Regions from separate parts of the Homo sapiens genome. Here region 1 is linked to region 2. Evidence: chromatin contacts called from ENCODE Hi-C or POLR2A ChIA-PET data. All regions are on one chromosome and are shown on one strand. Each heading gives the region's core, a stretch centred on a gene start or an enhancer-like site at or near the end of the contact. The rest is flanking DNA. Distances are from core to core; before and after follow the strand shown.

Evidence for each region. Hi-C counts contacts between places; a loop is a spot of excess contacts on that map. ChIA-PET counts read pairs that join two places held with the same protein, here RNA polymerase II (POLR2A). Pooled maps may share reads with other maps.
Region 1: a loop to region 2 is called in a map of ascending aorta, with 5 times the contacts of the local background. The contact joins two enhancer-like sites. A Hi-C loop is called at or near these places in 2 of 168 maps with a recorded cell type or tissue (aorta and ascending aorta) and 1 of 50 pooled maps. POLR2A ChIA-PET finds 5 or more read pairs at or near these places in 1 of 52 experiments (activated naive CD4-positive, alpha-beta T cell).

The regions. Positions count from the first base shown.
Region 1 is chr5:139,026,642-139,030,704 of GRCh38, reverse strand. It overlaps SIL1 (SIL1 nucleotide exchange factor), which reads left to right. Exons shown (of 10, transcript NM_022464.5): 6 at 3,713-3,904. Among named protein-coding and RNA genes, the nearest start is that of LRRTM2, 150 kb to the right of the region's middle. Within about 2 kb of position 2,677, at least 5 of the 41 ENCODE cell types and tissues checked have a DNase peak (open chromatin) inside an H3K27ac peak, as active enhancers do; they include ascending aorta, where a contact is called at or near this core.
Region 2 is chr5:138,953,017-138,957,208 of GRCh38, reverse strand. The region is part of intron 7 of SIL1 (SIL1 nucleotide exchange factor); the gene reads left to right. LOC124901079 (a long non-coding RNA gene) reads right to left here. Exons shown (of 2, transcript XR_007058954.1): 1 at 1-4,192. Among named protein-coding and RNA genes, the nearest start is that of LRRTM2, 80 kb to the right of the region's middle. RefSeq lists an enhancer at 2,894-3,831. Within about 2 kb of position 1,813, at least 12 of the 41 ENCODE cell types and tissues checked have a DNase peak (open chromatin) inside an H3K27ac peak, as active enhancers do; they include ascending aorta, where a contact is called at or near this core.

The sequences.
Region 1 (4,063 bases), core at 1,428-3,927, 73 kb before region 2:
GAAATGGTCTATGTTTTCTACAAAAAATAGTTTTTTTCTACCCCCCAAAAAAAAGAATTCTTTTTTTTTTCTTTCTTGCTTTTTTTTTTTTGACAGGGTCTCTGTCACCCAGGCTGGAGTGCAGTGGCAGGATTACAGCTCAAGTGATCCTCCCACCTCAGCCTCCCGGGTAGCTGGGACTACAGGTGTGTGCCACCATGCCACACCAAAAAATACATTTTTTTTTTTGAGACAGAGTCTTGCTCTGTCGCCCACACGGGAGTACAGTGGTATGATCTTGGCTCACTGCAGCCTCCACCTCCCAGGTTCAAGTGATTCTCCTGCCCCAGCCTCCCAAGTTACAGGCATGTGTCACCATGCCTGGTCATTTTTGTATTTTTAGCAGAGAAGGGGTTTCATCTTCTCTCTAATTTCACCTTCTCTAGTTGGCCAGGCTGGTTTTGAACTCCTGGCCTCAGGTGATCCACCTGCCTTGACCTTCCAAAGTGCTGAGATTACAGGCGTGAGCCACTGCGCCTGGCCAAAAAATTCAAATAATTTTTGTGTTTTTTGTAGACACAGGGTTTTGCCATGTTGCCTAGGCTGTTCTCGAACTCCTGGCTCAAGCGATCCACCCACCTCAGCTTCCCAAAGTGCTGAGATTATAATCTAATTATAACCTAATCTCGTTAGAAAGAAGTATGATAATTAGCCAAGAGAGAAAAGATGCTTGCTCTGTGTCACAATTTTTTTGGAGTCAGAGTCTCACTCTATTGCTCAGGTTGAAGTGGTACGATCACAGCTCACTGCAGTCTCACCCTCCTGGACTCAAGTGATCCTCCCACCTCAGCCTGAGTAGTTAGGACTATGGGCACACATCACCATGCCTGGCTAAAATTTTTAGTTTTTACAGAAAACTAAAAACTTGGCTGGGTATGGTGGCCCACATCTGTAATCTCAGCACTTTGGGAGGCTGAGGTGGGTGGATCGCTTGAGCCAGGAGTTCAAGACCAGCCTGGGCAACATGGCGAAACCCCATGTCTACAAAAAACTAAAAATTTTAGCCAGGCGTGGTGACTTGTGCCTGTAGTCCTAACTACTCACGCTGGGGTGGAAGGATCACTTGAGTCCAGGAGGGTGAGACTGCAGCGAGCTGTGATTGTACCACTGCACTTCAACGTGAGCAATAGAGCGAGACCCTGACTCCAAAAAAATTATGACATAGAGCAAGCATCTTTTCTCTCTTGGCTAATTATCATACATCTTTCTAAGTATGGATGAGCCTCCAACATTTCACCCTTCGTACTTTCAATGTTGTGAAATTTCTCAGAGAGTTCCTGTAATGTGAAGTTTTTTGCCAGTGTCATTTCATCCTTTTTATCACTTTCCTAATTTGTGTCTGTAAGTTTGCCTTTGCTGAGTCCCTCTGTCTGCACATCTAGAGCTCATCAACAGTGGCAGTGTTAACATTCCCACAGTCAGCCATTTCTTCTATAACTCCATGTACATTCAATTCAAATTTCATTGCCAAAGTTACCACCTTTCATTTATTTGCTGCGCTTTCATCTTTGCTGGCCAGTTCTCTGTTTAAAAAAATAGAATTTAAAAAATATAAATACAGAGAGTCTCACTATATTGCCCAGACTGGTCTGGAACTCCTGAGCTCAAGTTGTCCACCTGCCTTGGCCTCCCAAACTTCTAGGATTACAGGCATGAACCACTGTGTATATAACATTTTTTAAATGCCAGAATTATAAACATGGAGAATAAATTAGTGACAACCAGGGCACAGGGATGTAAGAGAGTAGCATGGGAGGATAAAGTATAACTGTAAAGGAGTAGTACATAGTAGATTATGTGATCATGGTGGGACAGTTCTCTAGCATGATTGTTCTGGTAGTTACACAAGTCTACATCTCAGGTAAAATTACATAGAATGATACACATACACACATACATGTAAGTGAGTATATGTAAAAACTGGTGAAATCCAAACAAGGTGTTTAGTCTAGTTAACAGTATGGTACCTGTGTCCTTTTCTTGATTTTGACATTGTATCCTTATGTAATATCCTTATGTAAAATGTTAACATTGAGGGAAGCTGGATGAAGGGTACATGACACTCTCTGTACTATTTTTTGTTATTTCTTGGGAATTTATAATTATTTCAAAGTAAAAGTTTTGTTTTGTTTTGTTTTGTTTTGTTTTGTTTTGTTTTGTTTTGTTTTGTGATGGAGTCTCGCTCTGTCGCTTAGGCTGGAGTGCAGTGGCACGATCTCCGCTCACTGCAACCTCTGCCTTCTGGGTTCAAGCGATTCTCCTGCCTCAGCCTCCCGAGTAGCTGGGACTACAGGTGTGAGCCACCATGCCCGGCTAATTTTTGTATTTTTAGTAGAGATGGGGTTTCACCATATTGGTCAGGCTGGTCTTGAACTCCTGACCTCGTGATCTGCCTGCCTCGGCCTACCAAAGTGCTGGGATTACAGGTGTGAGCCACTGTGCCCGGCCAAAACCTTTTTTTTTTTTTGAGGCCTTCTTGAGAGCCAGGCACACATCGTTTTTGTGAGACAGATGTCACTAGTTTCTTATTGTGCTCACTTGCCTATCATCTCACAGTTCTAGAAAGTGACTCAGCCTTCCCAGACCTCTTTGCTTGGCTTTGGCAGCCATCCAGAGACCTCTAGCTGGGTGCAGGGAGAGTATCTCATATTATTTTAGCCCAGAGAATCAGGATGTGGCGCCCCATGGATGTGATTGCTCCGCTAGGAGCTTGGTCTTTTTTAAGAGAGGCTGATTCATTTCTTTGGTTGGTGTTTCTATGGAGTGCTTGTAACTGGGGAGAAAAACCCATAGGTAATAGATGAGCAATTTGGAGCTGACAGCTGTTCATCATCCGGCTTTTTATAAATATCTGTGCCTTTTAGTTTTTCTTGGAAGACAGATACATAAGCCACTGTGACTTTTCAGACTCTCTTTATAGGCACTATCTTCTCAAATTGGGAAGAAAACAGTGTCACATGTATAAAATATTTAATTAAAGTCTTTTATTCACCTCTAATGTAACTTCATTTTTAAAGTTTTTATATGTGAGTGGAGTGGGGAAGGATTCAGAGAAAATTGTTCGAGATTTGAGTATAGTACATATAGTAATTTAGCCATTTCAAACAGTTGAACAAATTGTACACCTGTGGTTAGATTGACAGTAATGACAGTGATTTAATTTTCATCAGCAAATTGCTCCTGCTGTGACAGCTCTTACCCATAGTTTTCTATGTCCAAGTTTCCCTAAAATGTTGTTGGATTGGGTAGGGCAAGGCCAAGATAGTCTATGATTGTGAGAAGTGGAGAAGTAGGGTGTGGGTTATTCTACCTTAGGTCTCAGCTGTTTCATATGTGGTTTGAGGTTGAAGATGAACTTGCATTACTTCCCCTTAACTCAGTGGTTGTGACAAAAAGCCTTTCTATTCTTCCTGAATATTGGAAATCGGACTTGAATAAGCGAATCTTGGAACATCTTGAGTGTGTTTTTAGAGCTGAGGCCTATATAGGCAGACTTTGAGGGCTGTCTTCTCTGGGCATCTTAGAAAGTATTAGTATTTTTGATAGCATAGATGAGAGAAGACTGTGAGTCTTGGAGCAGCAGTTTTTTGAGGATGGGCATCCATGGTAGACCACAGACATCTTGGGCAGATGTCTCCAACCAATTTAATCACCTCTTTGCTGCTCTCCTTAGGCAAGGCAGGCTGAGGTAAAGCGGCTCTTCCGCCCCATTGAGGAACTGAAGAAAGACTTTGATGAGCTGAATGTTGTCATTGAGACTGACATGCAGATCATGGTACGGCTGATCAACAAGTTCAATAGTTCCAGCTCCAGTTTGGAAGAGAAGATTGCTGCGCTCTTTGATCTTGAATATTATGTCCATCAGGTACTGTATTTCTTCGTCCATAAGTCAGACTTTTAACAGCTCCAAAAATAAATCCCCCTTCCCTAAGCCCTAAGAAAATAGCATCAACATCTTTACTTCTCTCCCAGAGCACAGACTATTTTTAATCTAGTCTTGTTATCTTTTGTAGTAAGATACAGT
Region 2 (4,192 bases), core at 564-3,063:
TGTTGGAGAGCTACCAGATGACCCTCAGGAAGGTGATTTGCTGCCCCTCCCTCTGAGGTTCCCTTTATCTCCTCAGAGGTGGGCAGATGATTGTGTCTGTGTGTGTGTATTGTGTGTGTGTCTGTCAGTAGGGTCTAGAGACCCTCTTGTGAGTTGCTGTTACTGTGGTGAGGAGTGGGTGTCTCATAGTTGCTTACGTGGGTGGCTTCCAGTTGGGGGCTGTACATGAAGGGGTCAGATGATAGCCCTGCCTTTCCCCAGTGTCCAGATGGAACTCCTGAGGCCATACAGGTCCCAACACAAAGTGATGTGCAGCTCATGTGTTTTGTTATTCCTGGAAGCTTGACTTTGTAGTGGAAGATTTGTACAGTGTTTTTTTTGTTTTGTTTTTTGTTTTTTGTTGTTGTTGTTGTTAAACCTATTCCATTTTTATTCAATTCGGTAATTGTATCTTTTTTTTTTTTTTAAGATAGAGTCTTGCTCTGTTGCCCAGGCTGGAGTGCAGTGGCGTGATCTCAGCTCACTGAAACCTCTACCTCCTGGGTTCAAGCGATTCTCCTGCCTTAGCCTCCCGAGTAGCTGAGATTACAGGTGCCTGACACCACACCAGCTAACTCTTGTATTTTTAGTAGAGACGGGGTTTCACCATGTTGGCCAGACTAGTCTTGGACTCCTGATTTCAAGTGATCTGCCCGCCTCAGCCTCCCAAAGTGCTGGGATTACAGGCGTGAGCCACTGCGCCCAGCCAATTGTTTGTATCTTAACTGATTGATTACCTAGCCCCACTCATCCCTGGATGGCAGGCAAATATAGATGTCTCTTGAACCCATCTATTTCAGGATTACACATCCTGCAAATTCTTGCTTTCCCAGATGATGGAGGCCACACATTAAGGCATAAGCAAGGTGGGGCCACCAGAGGAAATCTTTCTTTCTGGGCAAGAAGGTGAGCTGCACTTCATCAGGTGAATGATTGAGCCTGGCCCCATATACCCCTGAGATGTGCCCTCTGCCCTCAGTGCATGGCATCATCTCAGAGGCATTTCAGAAGAAAAATAATAGTTTTTTCCTGTTCTAAGGGAATGAAAAGAGTATTTGTTGCACTTAGAAATGTCACGAGGACGCGTGAGTGAGCACATCCCTCTGCTGTGCCTCTGGTGTCCTGGTCTGGCCTGGCAGTCTCAATCACAGAAGCTCTCTTCAGTTACACCTTAGCATTTCCTTGGCCCCCATCTAACTAGTCACCCTCATCCTTATTCCCATCCTAGAGCTCTGCCTTTTCCAGTTGTTTTCCTTTTCAGAAATTCAAGCTTACTTTTCAGCCCTTGTTGTTCCGGTTGGTTGACCCTGGAGCAGGATTTCCGTGCACATACCTTGTTGGCCCTGCCACCCGTGCAGCGGCACAGGACCCCACACTCAAAAGGGCCCGTGCTTGGCTTCATGCTCTGTTCTCACTGTCTTGAAATTTCTGATAATTCTTGAACAAAAGGCCCTACGTTTTCATGTTGCACTTGGGCCTGAAAATTATGTAGCCAGCCCTGAGCCCAAGGGTGAAGTCAGCCCCGGGGTGTGTGCTGGGCAGCAATCTCCTGGGCCCCCTGGCCGAGCTGGGCTGCCTTCCCTGTGGTCAGCTCCTTCAGTCCCCTTCCACCCAGACACTTGCTTAGCTTCAGTTAGCTAAAATATGACCTCTGACTCTTGGCTGATTGCCCAAATTGCTGTCACCCTGACCCAAACTCTTTGGTTTTTGCAAATGCAATCACTTCCATTTTTGCAGCCTGCCCCACCCCCAGCCCATCTCCCTGCAAGATTTACAGAGTAGCAGCTGCTGTCGTCCCTCTGCACACAGACAGCTGACTTGCCTGCTGATTGTGAACATCCCAGTAATCCAAGTGCTAATGGTATTTATTTAGTCCAGCCGGCTTAGCCCTGAACAAGGTTTATTCTCATTTATCGCATCGGAGATGAGCTACGTCCTTAATATCCTTCTGTTGACTTTGAGCACACCAGCGCCACTGATGTCACTTTGAGGCGTGCCAGGCCCCCGCCCCCTTAACTCAGATCCCCAACTGTCAGGACACCTACCTTCCAGCCAGCAGGACTGGTCCCTCCAGGGGTGGGCCGCAGCTCTGGTCCAGAGTCCATAGGCTGGAGGAGGATGGGGCTGCCATACATGATATGTGCTCGAGGCATCCAGGCCAAATAAAGCTGTGCTCTCAAAGATGTGGTCTGGCCTCTTTGTGTAGTGAGCCTACTGTAATTATCTTTTGGCCACAGTGCATTGGCTAGCAGTGTGGCATTTTGGCATTCATTAACTGTTCTGTCTTTTACATGGGTAGTCCTAGCTCTGCCTCACAGGTGAAAACTTGCCCAAGGCCATGAGCCATTCATTGCTTATGAGATTCCCAGCAAGGGTCCTGCAGGCCCTGGTCCTTGCACATCCAGAGGCCTCACTCTGAGCTGTTTTGGTAGTTGCCTCCCCCAGCCCCAGGCTGTGAGCATTTAAAGCCCAAGGCAGAGCTGACTGGCGAGAGGGTCTGTTTCTAGGAGCAGATTCTACCCTTGGTGGGTGATTGCTCAGGAAACCTTCAGCTCTACTGGCCCTGCCTGGATGGACTGAGGAGCAGCTGGAAGCGCAAGCCTCATCTTCCCCCTCTTCCTCTGCTGTGTTTCTTCAACCCCTTGCCTGGGCAGCCCTAAAAGGCCACTTCACAGGGTGGCCTTTTAGGAAACTCCTGAAGCTGTGGGAACCCTGGGGTAAGGCCTGGAGTTCCCAGGGTTCCATGGGTACCTCGTTTAAGCTGATCATGTGAAGAGGCCAGGCAGGGCATGGGCCCAGGGCTGCCAAGGCTGTGCACTGTCACAGCCCATGTTTGGCCCATGGTCCTGCCGTACCCACAGACTTGGCTGTGGGTGAAAACATGAATTTATTGCCTTATGAACCTGATTTCAGCAATTTACAAAAGGTCAGACTTTCTCTTTTCTCTCCGATTTACTTATCTGATGTTGGAGCTCTCTTCTCTCCTACTCTAAATGGGGTGGGAAGAGCCTGCCTGAGGGGGACAGAGTGGGTGGGACTGGGCTGCTGCTGGCTTGGCTGTGGGTGGCTCCCGACCCACATCAGCCCACCTTCTGAAGAGAAGGGACTTCTCTTTGCCCTGGTCACAGTGCAGAAAGTGGAAGGGCTTTGGTTGCCCAGCCCTGGGTGATTAACTGAGGCTGCGATGATGGGGTGCTGTGATGAGCTTTGTGCTGTCTTTGGAGGGCCTTGTCTCTGCTGCTCTGAGGGCCCATGAGGGATGGGACTCCTTGGCAGTGCTCCCAAAGGCTGATGCGATGTCAGATCTCTCAGCCCCCTTGGGGAAGCAGCATTTGATGTTTGTGTGAATCTCTCAGCGTGGTCGTCTTCTCTTCCTGGACCCTCCTGTCATGGGTGAGCGTTCCTTAGGCACATGATGGCAGAGACAGCCCTAATTAGCTCATGCTTTGATGAAACAGCTGCCTGTCTCAAGTCGTGGGGGGCAGGGGAGCAGCTCAGCTCCCAGGCCCCCCTGCGCCAGCGCCTGCCTGCCTATCTGGAGAGGAGCTGTCAGCCTCCCTTCCCCAGGGACTCTGGCCCATCTCCAGGCTGCTCTGCAGACACAGGGGTGGAGTTGCTGTGGGACGGGCTGGCACCCACCCTGTACTTCCTTTCTGGCTGAGAGGCTACAGAGTGACACGTGGTACAAAGGAGCTTTTCTCTTTAGAAAGCTGGCTCAGCGTGCTCGGTCTGCTCTGGACCTTGAAGCTTGTTCCTGGTCAGAATAGAAGTGGGGAGCTATCTTCATTCCATTCAGCCAGCTTTGGGGGCACGCCTGCTGTGTGTCGGGCCCTCTCCTGTACGGTGGCACAGTGTGTCTTTTCTGGGTTTAGGACCAGGAGCCAGCTCCTTCTGATTTGTCTTTGTTTCCTTATACCCTGGCTCACTCTCAAGGACACCGTGAGGGCCCCCTGGCCAGGAGGGTTGGGAGTTAGGAGGAACAGGTGCTTTTTGGGTCTCTGGGAGCTTGTGGTCATGCCAAGGGCAGGCAGCCAGAGGCATGCGGTGGCTTTGGTAGACTGCGGTGTCCTTTGTGGGCTAGTTGGATGGGTGTGACAGCCACCATCTGACTGCTGGCTTGGCCCCTTCACTTGTTGTTGGCCTCAGGCTTTTG